Regions from separate parts of the Homo sapiens genome. Here region 2 is linked to region 1. Evidence: chromatin loops called from intact Hi-C (ENCODE). Cell type or tissue: MCF 10A. All regions are shown on one strand.

Evidence for each region. Hi-C counts contacts between places; a loop is a spot of excess contacts. Peaks named below come from ENCODE experiments on the same cell type or tissue, not always from the same donor. Only the 100,000 strongest peaks of a DNase experiment are listed, where the experiment ranks them.
Region 2: it touches region 1 in a loop (9-fold over the local background); 3 of 110 quality-filtered maps call a loop at or near these places.

What each region holds. Positions count from the first base shown.
Region 1 is chrX:47,027,240-47,035,239 of GRCh38, reverse strand. It overlaps JADE3 (jade family PHD finger 3), which reads right to left. Exons shown (of 11, transcript NM_014735.5): 6 at 7,137-7,348; 7 at 1,452-1,619. Among named protein-coding and RNA genes, the nearest start is that of RGN, 47 kb to the left of the region's middle. In MCF 10A, a CTCF peak has its summit at 4,703 (motif pointing right); a DNase peak (open chromatin) is centred at 4,729.
Region 2 is chrX:46,551,059-46,559,058 of GRCh38, reverse strand. No RefSeq gene overlaps it. Among named protein-coding and RNA genes, the nearest start is that of ZNF674-AS1, 9.6 kb to the right of the region's middle. RefSeq lists an enhancer at 6,556-7,454. In MCF 10A, a CTCF peak has its summit at 3,850 (motif pointing left); no DNase peak of the experiment used is centred here.

The DNA.
Region 1 (8,000 bases):
AATGTCAGCTCCCCATTAACTAGATTCTGCAGTCTCTCTTGTCATGCAGTTAAACTGCCTAACAAATTTGCTGGTTTGGATAGTGGCTGGGGAGAGAGGGCATGAGTGGGATATCCACACAGCTAAAGAAAAAAAAAGGCAGCCATAAGAAGAAATGTCTTCAAGCCCCATTTTAATTAAGTTAGTGTACATGTAGCCACTCAGGAAATACCAGCAACTGAAGGACCAGGCTAGATAATGATAAAAAATTGAATTTTGAGTAAAGAAGGTCTTTGGCAGGTGTTGAGTGTAAGCCCTAAAAAGAGCTTCAAAAAGTAAAGGGCATCGGCCGGGCGCAGTGGCTCACGCCTGTAATCCCAGCACTTTGGGAGGCCTAGACAGGTGGATCACGTGAGGTCAGGAGATCGAGACCATGCTGGCTAACACGGTGAAACCCCGTCTCTACTAAAAATACCAAAAAAAAAAAAAAAAAATTAGCCAGGCATGGTGGCGGGCACCTGTAGTCCCAGCTACTCGGGAGGCTGAGGCAGAAGAATGGCGTGAACCTGAGAGGTGAAGTTTGCAGTGAGCCGAGATAGCGCCACTGCACTCCAGCCTGGGTGACAGAGCGAGACTCTGTCTCAAAAATAAAATAAAATAAATAAAAATAAAAAAGTAAAGGGCATCATCACAGTAGACAAAGAGTTACTGCTCACTTTATTTGTAATAGCCTAAACCTGTAAACAACCCAAATGCCCATCAAAGGAAAATGAATAAATCAGAGTATATCCATACAATGGAATATTAGCAATAGAAAGGAATAAACTATTGATATACACCACAACATGGAGTGTTAGCCAGACCGAAAAAAATACATACTGTATGAAGTTTAAAACCAGATAAAATTAATCTATCATGATCAAGACAAAAATGGTGGTTATTCTTGGGGGATAGAGACTGGAAAGTGGGTATAGAGGATCTTTCTGGGGTGCTTTATGTCTATTTTTAGGGTATTTCATGTCTTGGTCTGAGTTGTGGTTACAGATACAAACGTGTAAAATATCACAAAACTCTACACTTAAAATTTGGCATCTAAATATAAGTTTTACCTTAAAAAATTCTGCTGCTCACACCCTGGTCTTTTGTGTCTCTCCTCTCATACAAATTTATCAATTTATACATGATATACCCAAATATCATGTATATATTTGGGTATTATCCCAAATATCGTGTATATATTCGGGTATTATCCCAAATACCACTGGGAATACCACCTATATATTAATCACCATGGGCTTACATGCAAGTGTGCATCCAATAAGGATCTGAGGTAGCTCAAGTGGAAGTACTATTACTTCAGAAACATGGGCAAGCATGAAGCATTTCCATACTGAGCCTGAGTCAGTCTGAATGCTGTGGGGAACAGGGACACCCTGGAGCAAATGGTCTCACGGGCCTGGATGAATTCTTACCTCTGGGATCCACAGGGCACAGCTGACATGAGCCCATTTAGTCCCTGTCTTGGTGGTCTTCAGGGCTCCACCTTTCTTTGGACATAACACACATTGCGGATAAATGCCCAGGACACAGGAGCGACACAGCCAGCTGCCTTCTGGGACCTTGAGGATGCCATAGCAGGCCTGGAGGTATGAGGAGGAGAGGGGAGAATGGTCAGCACCTTCTCACCAGGGTTGGTATCTGTTCTGATACACAGTCACAGAGTATCCTCTGCTTTTGGGAGAAAGGCAAATAAAGCCGAACAAGCTTATATCCAGTATCGAGTGATTTAAAAATACTCAAAAAAGCAACTTCCAGCATCTCTCCTAAGATCAGCATGTCTGTCCATGAGAACTGACTTTAAGGATGATAGAACAAGACGAGGAGATACAGCCAACCGTTAACCCAACTGTTATCTGAGTGTTGTGATTACAGCATTTTTTGGTCTGTTTTCTAAAGCTTCTTCAATGACTATGTATTATAATTAGTCAAACACTTATTGAACATTTCCTAAAAGTCATACACTGTTGTGATCAAGAAAAAAGTTTTAGAAAATAAAGAGAATGAAACTTCTGAGGAGCAAATGAACTGACGTTTATAAAAAGCCTATTAACGCCTGGTGCATAAAAAGTACTCAGTAAATCGTAGCAATTGCTTGCTTGGGTTGAAGAAACAGGGACTTGTGAATGAATCTTGAATAGAATATTACACTAATCACAATAATTCATAATGAGTTCTGGAAGGTGCTTCAAATCCTTTATGGAATGAAGTTGGACAAATAATTACTGTGAGAAACTGGAGATTAGTTTGGGAAACATTCTAGACTCCCTTTTTGCTATCCCCAATTTTGCCCATCATTTCCTCCTTACTGCTCTACTCTATTAGAGACTAACTGATTCAATATGGCAGCTTCAAAATTTCTGTCTGCCTCAGGAGATTCACCCTCAACTCAGATTCAAGTTATAACAGTTACCATAATATCGGTCCCCCCACAACCTGGTCCTTTTCCAAGCTCCTTCTTTCCGTGTCACCACCATACTTCCTATCTTCCAGATCCAAATTCCTAGACTTGTATTACTCACTTTCTTTCATCTGCTGACCTGGTACTTGCTATTCTCCCTACAGTGGCCCCAAGACTCTGACGTTCCTCTCCGTCCTCACCACTTGCTCTATCCAAGTTCTCATTATGCCATGCCTGGATTGATTAATTTCTACATTTTCTTTTTCCCCCTGCACGCCTTCAACCCTTCTTCTACTTGACTGCCAGATTCTCCTCACTAAAAGAATTCATACCATTGTACAGTGGCAAGCCCTTTAGATATTCCTTCTGCTCTTACCTGCTCCCCACTATCCAAACTAGGGGTTGGCTATTTTCCAAGGTCTGTTTTATAAAGCCAACAAGCTAAGAATGGTTTTCACATTTTTAAAGGGTTGTAAAGAGAAGAAGAAGAACATGTAACAGAGACTGTATGTGGCTATAAAGACTGAAATATTTACAGCGGATCCTTAAAGAAAAAGTTTGCCGGTTCCTTATCTAAAGCCTGTTGTTCCTTGTACTTCACTATCTGATCTCATGCCCCACTATACCCAAACACAGGGCTTCTGACTTGGACAGGCAGGCCTCCTGGTTTTCTCCATAACTGGTCATTCTTATTTTCACATCCATGTGTCTAAGCAGCTTCCCTGCTCTACATGGTCAACTGTTGTTTGCATAGTTGGACCTTTCTCACCCTTCCAGACCCGGTTCAAACTCCAGGCCCCTCCAAAAATCCTGCTCAGGTCACTGTAGCCCCTTGCGTTTGTCCCACTGCCTGACTCCCATCCTCCACTCCATGCAATTTCCCTCACCAAGTACATAGTCAGCATCATGTGTTCTTTAATTTTATTATTATTTTTTTTGAGACAGGGTCTTGCTCTGTCACCCAGGCTGGAATGCTGTGGCATGATCTTGGCTCACTGTAGCCTCAACCTCCTGGGCTCAAGCAATCGTCCTACCTTAGCCTCCCGAGTACCTAGGAGCACAGGCATGTGCCACTCTGCCCAGCTAATTTTTGTAGAGACGAGGTTTTGCAATACTGCCCAGGCTACTCTCAAAATCCTGGGCTCAAGTGATCCACACTTTGGTCTCCCAAAGTGCTGGAATTACAGGTGTGAGTCACAGCACCCGGCCAGCATCATGTATTCTTTTTCTCTACATTTGCTGTTGTGTTTCTTCTCCTCAGTGACATTTTTAGTATTTTTTTTTCTTTTAATTAACCCTGGCCTACAGAACTCAATGAGATTTTAAAGTCACTAGAGGTAGAGCTGTTATCATCAATTTACCTGGAATGCCCCCTATGCTGAGCTTGAGTAGGTGGTTGGATAAAACAAATGTATTTAGCTCAAGAACTGAAGCTGGACTCTAGGTAGGCTCCTCTCACAAGAGCAAGGCATCATTTTATAAGGTTTCTAACCTTTAAAGCTCTTTGTCTGAGGCCCAGAATGTTTGCTAGGAAATGAAAGCAAGCTTCCTCCCTAAAATAGAGTCTCTTTCAGACTGGCAGAAGAGAGGTCAGGTCAGTGACTGGCTCTTGGAATATCCTTTAGCTCCTGGCCAGTCTATAGGGCAGAACATCATTTACTGAGCCCTTTTGTGGACTTACTCACAGTCATAAGATCATAGATACATGTAAAAGGATTTAGAATGGCCCTAACTTTCACATTTTTTTTTTTTTGAGATGGAGTCTCACTCTGTCGCCCAGGCTGGAGTGCAGTGGCGCAATCTTGGCTCACTGCAATGTCCACCTCCTGGGTTCAAGCAATTCTTCTGCCTCAGCCTCCCGAGCAGCTGGGACTACAGGTGCATGCCACCACACCCAGCTCATTTTTGTATTTTTAATAGAGACGGGGTTTCACCATATTGGCCAGGCTGGTATTGAACTCCTGACCTCGTGATCCACCCGCCTCGGCCTCCCAAAGTGCTGGGATTACAGGCGTGAGCCACCATGCCCGGCCCAACTTTCACATTTTTTAAAGAAAAAATGTTAAATTCATTGTTAAAATCTAAAGGCTACTTATGTACACATCTCTTCTAAAGTACACATAAGTGTATTTTTTGTCACTGAGGAACAAACACTGAAATGTAATATGGTGTCACTAAAGAAGAAAAATCATGTTTAATAAATTCAGATGTCAACATGTCCCCATTCTGTTAGGGAGTAAACCAAATCTTCCAAGGTATTTTAAGTCACTTTTCAGCCAACAGAGGGAGCTCTAAGCCAAGTATCTCTTTAGAATCCAAGTAAATATACTCACTTTGGAAGAATCTCTTATGTGAAACTTTATAGGGTACCAATGTCCCAGCTTTAATACATACCAGTTTACATACTGCAAGGTCTGGTCAGTTATTGCCATCTCATCTCTTTCTATGTGAGAAAGGGGTATCATTTATATTCATTACCGGAATCGTTTTTAAGACTAATAAATAGCATTGGAGATAATTATGCTACATTTGAGTTTGTTAAAGAACCTGAGAATACTTACTATTTTGTCCCAACTGTAAAGGACAAACATAGGAAATATATACAGATGACCTTTATGCTATTCCTTTTAAGCCTACTACAGATCCACAATCATTTATCTGAAACCTCTAGGGTAAGAAAAATTAGGAAATTCAGAATTGCTCAGATCTTAGGAAAGTATATATATATATATAGTATATGACCTAAGCCCCCAGTGGGACCAGGGGCAATACCATATAACCAAACACATTAATAGTTCTCTAACAAAATATATGAGTATTTAAACAAAATGGATAAGGACTACAAATGGCCTCATACTGGGTGGGTTGTGGTATTGTCCTCAAATCAGTTCTGGTGTGAAACTTCAGCAAAAACATGCGTTTTTCAGAACTTTATAATTTTGGAATTGCAGAGAAAGGACTCTGGGCTTGTATTGTGAGATATAATACTTAAGTTCATAGTTAAATGGTAAAGATTTTCTGCTCTCACTTAAAGTCTGATATAAATGCCAATAATTGGTAAAGTGAAGACAAATTTTCAAAATTCACTTTGTTAAAGGTAAATGAAGAAAAAGACCCAATTGGTCACAGAATAATTCTGAGTACCTTTTACATACAGGGTGGTTAGGTTAAGAGGCCCAGGGAATTAAAATAATCTTAAGCCCTGGTTTCTATCTGCTATGTTATCTATTCTAATTACTTTAGTCATTTTGTAGCCAGAATGATCTTTCTAAAATACATATCATATCCTCCAGGGTTGACAGGACAGAACTGAAGTTCCTTAGTTTGTCAGACGGTCCTTTACACACGTCTCTTGTATCCCTCTCTACCCTCACTTTCCATGCCTTCCCTACTCTACTCTGCCACTTTACAGTTTCTGAAGGCTTCAGTTGCCTCTGACATATTTTGCCTGCTTTCACTACCCTGTCTGAACATTTCTCCTCTCTGCCTGAACACACATTGCTGGTTTACTTGACATCTCCTTTTGGACATTAAGATTTAGCTTGGGTGCTACCTCCTGGAAGTTGTCCCTGACCCTCGTTTCTCACAGATGCATTTCCACAGCAGCTTGGACTTATATCTATAAAAACACTTGGCATATGATGCTAAATTGGCAGTTTCCTTATATTTCTTTCACCAGACTATGATCTCCCTGGGGGCACAGACCATGTCTGCCTCTTCATCACTGACTGTGTCCTCAGCATGCATCACAATCCTGGCCCACGGAGTACTGTACCTATTTGCTAGACAAATTAACAAAATGAATGAAATATACAACAGGTTCAGAAGAATGAAAAATCACTTAGGGTAAGGGAGTTCAAGAAAGGATTTGAACTAGACCTTGAAAAATATATAGATTTTTGATAGCTGGGACATAGGAGGAGGCATTTACAAATTGGAGTGTGGCTGAAACATGGGAGATAGGACAGTGTCAGGAATATTCATCACTGCACCTTGAGTAACCTTATTTTGTTGGAACACAGTGCTTGTGGGGGAAAAAATGGAAAGAGCTGAAAGGAGGGTTGATATCATAATCATCATTATTAATTAAAAAGGCAGTATAGTAGAAAGAATGACAAATAACCAGCTTGGGTAAAGTCACTTCACCTCTCCCGGTATTTGTGTAAAATTGAGGAGTTAGACAGTCTTTTGCAGTCCTAAAATTCTGTGATCTTTAAAAGTGGGGTGGACATTCTTAGGAGTGGCATGTTTAGGGGATGGGGGAGGGTTACAAGTGCCAGGATAAGGAGTCTGGACTTCTATTTGTAGGAAGTGTAAACTCACCAAGGTTACTGACCATGGGTGTAACCTCATGAGGCCATGGAGATTTGAAGGAAGAGGAGAGACCTCAGACAGGCAGCAATGAGATCCCCCTGGGGCAGGGGCCTAGGGGCAAGCTGAACAAGGCAATCCCAATGGTCTGGGCATAAAGTGACACAATAAAGACCTGGGTTTAGCCCCATGGGGTAAAGTTAGTCAGCAAGTCATCTTGGGGGTCATAAGAAGCATTGTTTCTAGAGGAAATACTGAAGAACAACCAGGCCAAATCTTTATTTTCACCCTTAAATGCAAGCTGCTACCCAGATATGCGTGCTGGAGATCATCACTGAGCTTCAGAAAGGCTGACCGTAGGGAGATGACGGTCTCCACTCTCACTAACCTGATGCACACAGACGTTACACTTATCACAGAACACCATATCATTCCCTTCTTCACTGTCTGGAGACCGGCACACATCACAGATCACATCTTCATCATACTCTATGCCTAGCCCTTCCTCTGTCTCAATAGCATGGTTCATATTTTCATGGCAATGGCGTTCCAGGACTTCTACTGTCTTTTCCATAAGATTCTCATCAACTGGCCCACAACCTGCACAGAAATACAAACAATCAATCAACCCATCAGTCAGCTGTCATTCCCAAAACACCTACTGTGAGCCCAGTGCAGGAGTGGGTAGGATTCTAAAGGATAAAAACATCTCTTTCCTGCTCTAAAACAACCAGATTTCAAAAAATCTTTTGCTAGTGCTACTCTAACATTTACCTATAATCATATATTAGTGTTTGACACATGAAAGGAGATGTATATTTCACCATGTTCCTTAGAAGATATATTACTGACCCTTTCGATTTCTTGTCCAAATCCTTGCCAGTCTCCTCTTAAATCTCTATATTTTCTCTTATTCTCACTGTAGGAGGACTTTCACCAAGCTTTATAATTCTGGACACGATAATTTGTAGCATAGTAATTAAAATCACATAACTATTTGGATATAATAATTCATTCTTAGCAAGTTAGCTTCAATGAGCATATCTAATGATTATACAAGGAAATTTTCATATAAAAATGTATGAAGCCCATAAAAGAAAATTCTAGGTCCCATGTGTAGGTGATTACACATATAAAATATTTTGTTTTTCAAATATGACTTTTAAAAAATCTAATAATATTTTTCAATGGCAAACTATAACAACATATAAACCTGTTAATATTCACAAAGGTCTAACTTCAATTCTGGAAT
Region 2 (8,000 bases), 480 kb after region 1:
GGCTTCTCACAGGAATTTTTTCTAATTTTACACATTTTTCTTCCTTGTGATAATATGTATAATTTATTTTATGAGAAGTAAAACATAAATTGTAATAGAACTTAGTTTTAGTATTTTTTTTTTAAGAGATGGGTACTCATTCTGAAGCCCAGACTGGAGTGCAGTGGCGGCAATCATAGCTCACTGCAGCCCCCAATCTCTGGGGCTCAAGCGATCCTCCCACCTCAGCCTCCCAAGTAGCTGGGACCACAGGCATGTGCCAACACACCCGGCTAATTTTGTTTATTTTTGTAGAGATGCGGGTCTCACTATGTTGCCCAGGCTGGTCTTGAACTCCTGGGCTTAAGCAATCCTCCTGCCTTAGCTTCCCAAAGTGCTGGGATTACAGGTGTGCGCCACCGCCCCCAGCCACGTTTGCTAATTTCAACATTTTCTTAACAAAAAGGAAAATTAATTACATGGTGTAGGTCAGGCATCTTTTATAACACTCTTACTTCTTCACATTCTTAAAATGTTGACTTTCTAATGTGAAGACTGGACAGGCTTCCAAGCTCTGGTCAAAGTGGGGCAAGGATTACTCTAGAGAGATTGTTAGGATATCACTGTATACCACTCCATCTCCCATGAGTATACAAGTTGTGCTGTGAGAGGAGTTTCTCACCATCTTTTGTACTTAAACATCGCTTCATTTCTTGCTCCTCCTTAATCCTCTTCATAGCCTCTACCTAACCTAAAATATTGGGAATCCAAGGTTCCATGTTGGGCCCCCTCTTCTTGTACTCAACCACCTGAGATTTTCAATTCCCATGGCTTCTCCCAACAAGTTTACATTATTCACTCTTAAATATCATCTCCAGGCTGGGCATGGTGGCTCATGCCTGTAATCTCAGCACTTTGAGAGGCCGAGGCAGGTGGATCACCTGAGGTCACGAGTTCGAGACCAGCCTGGCCAACATGGTGAAACCCCGTTTCCACTAAAAATACAAAAATTAGCTGGGCGTGGTGGTGCCTGCCTGTAATCCCAGCTACTCGAGAGGCTGAAGCAGGAGAATCGCCTGAACCCAGGAGGCGGAGGTTGCAGTGAGCCAAGATCACGCCATTGCACTCTGGCCTGGGTGACAAGAGTGAAACTCTGTCCCTCCCCCACCCAAAGAAAAATCATCTCCAGATTTATCTCCTGAACTCCAGTTAGTCTCATGTTTTCAATTCTGTCTCAGCACCTCTACCTGATGTCCCCCCAACCCAGGTGCCCCACATTCATCTTGTCCCCAAGCAAATCCTCTACAAATCTGCTATTCCTCATGAATTTCTGTTTTGAATGTTATTATTACACAGCAAGATGCCAGAATTAGAAACCCCACAGTCATCTTTGGGCATGCCTCTCCCTTTCTCGGGCACCACATCCAATCAGACATCCTAGCCCCATAAGTCTACCATGCAAATATCTCTTAAATATGCCTCCATCATTAACTCTCCCCCCAACAAGACGCCACCATTCATCAATCCACATTGTGCTTTTCCTCTCTAGCTTTGTGTGATCCATCATCTCTTAATTGGTCTTTCTGCTTCCATCCTCTACCATCTCCACACCTTCTTAAGAAGGCTATCTGGGGCCAGCAGAATCAAGTCCACACTCCTTAGGACACCTCATAAGGGTTTTTACAGTGCTGTCCTTATTCCTTGGCCTGCCTTCTAAGGATTTTCCCAGTCTGGCTCTCATCTACCTCTGCAGTCTCTTTCCACTGCTTCCTCTCTCTTCCTCCTCCGTCCTGTATCCCAATTCTGTTGGCACACTGACTGTTTAATACTGTGAGTTCTAGTCAGAATTTTCTGGGTTTCACAAAAATGCTGAACAGTTTGATGCTTCTATATCTGAGCTCAAGTTGTTCCATCTGCCTAAAATACCTTTTGTTCACATTTCAGTCTGTCATATCTCACTTAAATTTGAAGCTCACATATAAAGTTCATTCAACAGAATTAATGATTCATTTTCTAGGTTTCCACCTTGTACACAGCTGCATTAAAACATCTCCTATGGCCAGGCACAGTGGCTCATGCCTGTAATGCCAGCACTTTGGGAGGCTGAGGTGGGTGGATTACTTGAGGTAAGGAGTTCAAGACCAGCCTGGCCAACATGGTGAAACCCCATCTCTATTAGAAATATAAAAAAATTAGCCAGGCTTGGTGGTGGGTGCCTATAATCCCAGCTACTCGGGAGGCTGAGGCAGGAGAATCGCTTGAACCCAGGAGGCAGAGGTTGCGGCAGGCTGAGATTGCACCACTGCACTCCAGCCTGGGGGACAGAGTGAGACTCCGTCTCAAAAAGAAAGAAAACCTCTTACATTAGTGTTATGAATTTGTTTCTCTTTCTGGATGGACTGTGAGCTCAGCAAGAATATCTGAAAGATGAGAGATCTCCAATTGATGTTCCGTTTGAACTAGTGAATGAAATATCCCTGGTATAATTGGCACATTAAGCTGAGAATACTAATTACATATACCTAAGAATGAATTTTAATTATATGCTATACTCTCGGTTAGAAAGTAGGGAAGCAAACTTTACTGTGTGAAGCTTAAAGGAAGGAAGAAATAATACTAAAGAAGGAATTTGAGAAACAGAAGAGTGAAGGCCCTGCATGGAAAAAAGGAGTGAAGAGAAATCAAAGGTGGACATTTTCTTAGAGACAGGGTCTCACTATGCTGTCCAGGCTGGTCTTGAACTCCTGGGCTCAAGCTACCCTCCCACCTCAGCCTCCCAAAGTGCCGGGATGACATGTGTAAGCCACCATGCCTGGCCTGAGATGGACATTAATTAAAGACAGATTTGCCCTCTTTAGCATTTTGTCCTTACTATTTTATTTTTGTAAATAGGTAGGCTGATGTGACCTGATGAGAAAATATCTAGTAAAAACACTGTGCAAACTAAGAATTGAAGACATTGAAAAATTCTTTTTTTTTTTTTTTTGAGACATAGTCTTGCTCTGTCGCCCAGACTGGAGTGCAGTGGTGCGATCTCGGCTCACTGCAACCTCCACCTCCCAGGTTCAAGCGGTTCTCCTGCCTCAGTCTCCCAAGTAGCTGGGATTACAGGCACCTGCCACCATGCCCGGCTAATTTTTGTATTTTTTTAGTAGAGATAGGGTTTCACCATGTTGGCCAGGCTGGCCTCGAACTCCTGACCTCAAGTAATCTGCCCACCTCAGCCTCCAAAGTGCTGGGATTACAGGTGTACAGTGCTGGCATGACATGCCTGGCCTGAAAAATTCTACTTTCTATATGTTATTTTTTAATTGTTCTTAGTCTTCTTTTCATAAATGTTACTTTTTAAAAAACATGCTCTACATGTTCAGAGAAACTTTCCTAGGAAGGAACTATAGAAACGATCCCTTGCTGGGCATGGGGGCCCACACCTGTAATCCCAGAATTTTGGGAGGCTGAGGAAGGATTGCTTGAGCCCAGGAGTTTGAGACCAGCCTGGGCAAGACAGTGAGACCCTGTCTCTACAGAAAAATTTTAAAAATAGCCCAGTGTGATGCTGTGTGCCTGTAGTCCCAGCTACTCAGGAGGCTGAGGTGGGAAGATTGCTTGAACCTGGGATGTCAAGGCTGCAGTGAGCCATGATGGCACTATTACACTCCAGCCTGGCTGACAGAGTGAGGCCCTGTCAAAAAAAAAAAAAAAAAGAAAGAAAGAAAAGAAAAGAAAAACAAATGACCCCTGAAAGCATAGTCTTTAAATGTTACTTCCTGATGAATGCCTTTTTGTAAATGAATTCAAGATGTAGATAAATGAGAAATGAAATAGAGACGATTATATTTCAGTTATATAGCTCACTCATCCATTTGGATAATTTTTCCATATTCTATAAAATGTCACCATCTGCTGGGGGAAGAAAAGATGTACAATTCAACTTTGTTGCGTAAGTGGTATTTCAAATCAACATGATTACTTAGAACTGTAGAACTTTTCTTTAGCAAGATGATTACACTAGCTCAGCTGGTGAAAAATTACCAGAACACATAGGCAAATACTATTCACCACTGTGCTTTGTTTGAGGATATTCTTTCTCCAATGGGCAATTCAGATCAATTATCCTTTAAAATGTTTTAACAAGTAGCACTTTTTGTTTGTTTGTTTTTTGAGTCTCGCTCTGTCGCCCAGGCTGGAGTGCAATGGTGCGATCTCGGCTCACTGCAACCTCCGCCTCAGCCTCCTGAGTAGCTGGGATTACAGGCACACACCATCATGCCCAGCTAATTTTTGTATTTTTGTAGAGATGGGGTTTCATCATGTTGGCCAGGCTGATCTTGAACTCCTGACCTCAAGTGATCCTCCTGCCTTGGCCTCCCAAAGTGCTGGGATTACAGGCATGAGCCACCTCGCCCAGACTCCTTTTCCATTTTCTATTCATATGTTCACTTTTACATACGTACACTTTTACATAAACACTTTTACATATTTTACAAATAGCAGTTTGTGGGGATATTTTTTTATTAGAGACATTGTAATCATCCAGTGGGTCCTTCTGTTAGAATAGGTAGCTAGGCAGACATGAACAGGGCAGGAGAAGGCCCCCAAATCCCCAGGCAACCATCAGGTGATGGTCAGGTGGTTGTTAAACTGTCTTGCTAAAATAATAATTGGTCGCAGCTGGCACCAGAGAAAGGCAATCTCTCAATGGATAGAAACACCTGAAGCTGGTAATGAGCAACTTCCAAATAAGATATCAGGAGTTAGGCAAACGGGCTCAAGTATGTGCACTAAGAGGCAAAATGGCGGAGTTTAACTGGTGTATGACATTCCTCTAGGAACGCTTGACTGGTAAGGGAAAAATGCCTCAAATGAGCATGTGCCTAACTTCAGTAAACACACTGTGCGTGCAGCCTCATCCAAGTGCTGGCAGGCCATGGTGCATGCAGACAGCCCACTCCAAGGAAAAACAGAGGAGAAATGGAAATCTCAGAACCATGCCAGCGTATAAAACAAGTCAAGGGCTGAACAGCACACTTGGATCTCTCAAGTTGCCCACTTGACCCTCTTCCAAGTGTACTTTACTTCCTTTAGTTCCTGCTCTAAAACTTTTAAATAAACTCTCACTCCTGTTCTAAAACTTGCCTTGGTCTCTCACTCTGCCTTCTGCCCCTTGGCCAAGTTCTTTCCTCCAAGGGGGCAAGAATCGAGTTTGCTGTATAGACCCGTTGGATTTGCTGCTGGTAACACTTCCTGCCCACTGCACAGACAAAATCAGTTTACTGAGACCATGGCATTGCAATAAAGAGTTTGGCTGGGTGTGGTGGCTCACATCTGTAATCCCAACACTTTGGGAGGCTGAGACAGGTGGATCACTTGAGGCCAGGAGTTCAAGACCAGCCTGGCCAACATGGTGAAACTCCGTCTCTACTAAAAATACAAAAAATTAAGGCCGGACATGGTGGCTCATGCCTGTAATCCCAGCAATGTCAGAGGCCAAGGCAAGTGGATCACCTGAGGTCAGGAGTTCAAGACCAGCCTGGCCAATATGGTGAAATCCTGTCTCTACAAAAATACAAAAATTAGCTGGGCATGATGGCATGTGCCTGTAATCCCAGCTACTTGGGAGGCTGAGGTGGGAGAATCGCTTGAACCCAGGAGGCAGAGGTTGCAGTAATCCAAGATCATGCCATTACACTCTAGCCTGGGTGACAGAGCGAGACTCAGTCTCAAAAAAAATAGCCAGGCATGGTGGCGCATGCCTGTAGTCCTAGCTACTCAGGAGGCTGAGGTAGGAGAACCATTTGAACCTGGGAGGTGGAGGTTGCAGTGAGCCAAGATCATGCCACTGCACTCCAGCCTGGGTGATGGAGTGAGACTCCATCTCGAAAAGAAAGAAAGAGTTTAATTGACATGAGGCTGGCCACGCCACGTGGGAGATGAATTATTACTCAAATCAATCTCCCTGAAAACTCAGAAGTTAGGGTTTTTCAAGGATAGTTTGTCAGACAGGGGGCTGATTGGTTGGAAGTGCAATTATAGGGGTGTGGAAAATGGTCCTTGTGTGCCAAGTCTGCTTCTGGGTGGGGGCCACAAGACCAGTTGAGTCATGAGTCCATCTTGCCAGTCCGGAGTGGAGCCATCCGGTCACCATAAATGCAAAAACCTGAAAAGACATCTCAAAAGGCCAATCTTAGGTTCTACAATAGTGATGTTATTTACAGGATTAACAGGGGAAGTTGCAAATCTTGTGGTCTCTGGAACAATGGCCATTAATCATTTAACTCCACCTACATCTTAGCAAAATTCAGGCCCCTTTCATCTTTCTTTTTTTTTTTTTTGAGATTGAGTCTTGCTCTGTTGCCCAGGCTGGAGTGCAGTGGCACTATCTCGGCTCACTGCAACCTCTGCCTCCCTGGTTCAAGCGATTCTCCTGCCTCAGCCTCCTGAGTAGCTGGGACTACAGGCACCGGCCACCACGCCCGGCTAATTTTTGTAATTTTAGTAGAGACGGGGTTTCACCATATTGGTCAGGCTGGTCTTGAATGCCTGACTTCAGGTGATCCACCCACCTTGGCCTCCCAAAGTGCTGGGATTACAGGGGTGAGCCACTGTGCCCGGCCTCATTAGTTTTACAAAGGTGCTTTAGTTTTGGGGAAGGGCTATTATCATCTAAACTGCAAACTGCATTTCCCCCAGTTAGCTTGGCCCATGCCCAGGGATGACCAAGGGCAGTTTAGAGTTTAAAGGCAAGATGGGGGTTGGTTGGATCAGATCTCTTTCACTGTTATAATTTTCTCACTGTTAAAATTTTTGCAAAGGCAGTTTCAATATCACCTCTCTTCTTAAGTGTTGCAAATATTCTTCCCAGTCTATAACTTGTCTTTTGATTTCCTATGGCATGAGGACTAAACTCTGATCTTGAAATTCCTATCTAAGGGGTCTGGGGAGTCATGCCCTACAAACTATAAAAATCTAATTCGATTTTTAAAATTAACCTGACACAATGTGGCTTACTTTCCAACCTGACTCTGGTATAGCATCACATGATAGATAGCAGACACTGAAGGAAACCAAATTATTTTATCCCAAAATATATTTCTTTGACATATTTTAAAATGGCTGCCACAGGGCCAACACATTGAAGTGACTCTGCAAAGCTGCCTTTTGCAGTGGAAATTTGCATTGGTAGAGAATCTCCATTAATGCACCCAGGCCTTCCCTTTCTAGGCCTTTTCCAGATCTAGGAGAGATTAACTGCCAGTCTGATGTCTTTAAGGTCTGAAAGAGACATTTACCATCTATTCTCTCTGAGGGCTGCTACTTAGGAACCTTCATCTACATAACAAGGTCCTCAGCCCCCATAACCCCCTTATCTTAACTCAAGCATTCCTTTCTACTGACTTCATGTCTTCAGACAACAGCTTAACTCTCTCAACCAACTGTCATCTAAAGAATACCTAAAACCGGCCGGTCGCGGTGACTCACGCCTGTAATCCCAGCACTTTGGGAGGCCAAAGCAGGCGGATCACCTGAGGTCGGGAGTTCCAGACCAGCCTGACCAACATGGAGAATCCCCACCTCTACTAAAAATACAAAATTATCTGGGTGTGGTGGCACATGCCTGTAATCCCAGCTACTCAGAAGGCTGAGGCAGGAGAATCCCTTGAACCTGGGAGGCAGAGGTTGCAGTGAGCTGAGATCATGCCACTGCAATCCAGCCTGGGTGACAGAGTGACACTGTCTCCAATATATATACATTTTTAAATGAAGTCTAGGATTTACTTTATGGCTTCAGGGTTGTCCTTCTGGTTTATGCTCCATCATGATGTTATATAATATTCATATATATATAATTTATTTATTTTTGAGACAGAGTCTCACTCTGTCACCAGGCTGGAGTGTAGTGGCATCATCTCGGCTCACTGCAACCTCCACCTCCCGGGTTCAAGCGATTCTTCTGCCTCAGCCTCCCGAGTAGCTGGGACTACAGGCAGGTGCCACCACGCCCAGCTAATTTTTGTATTTTT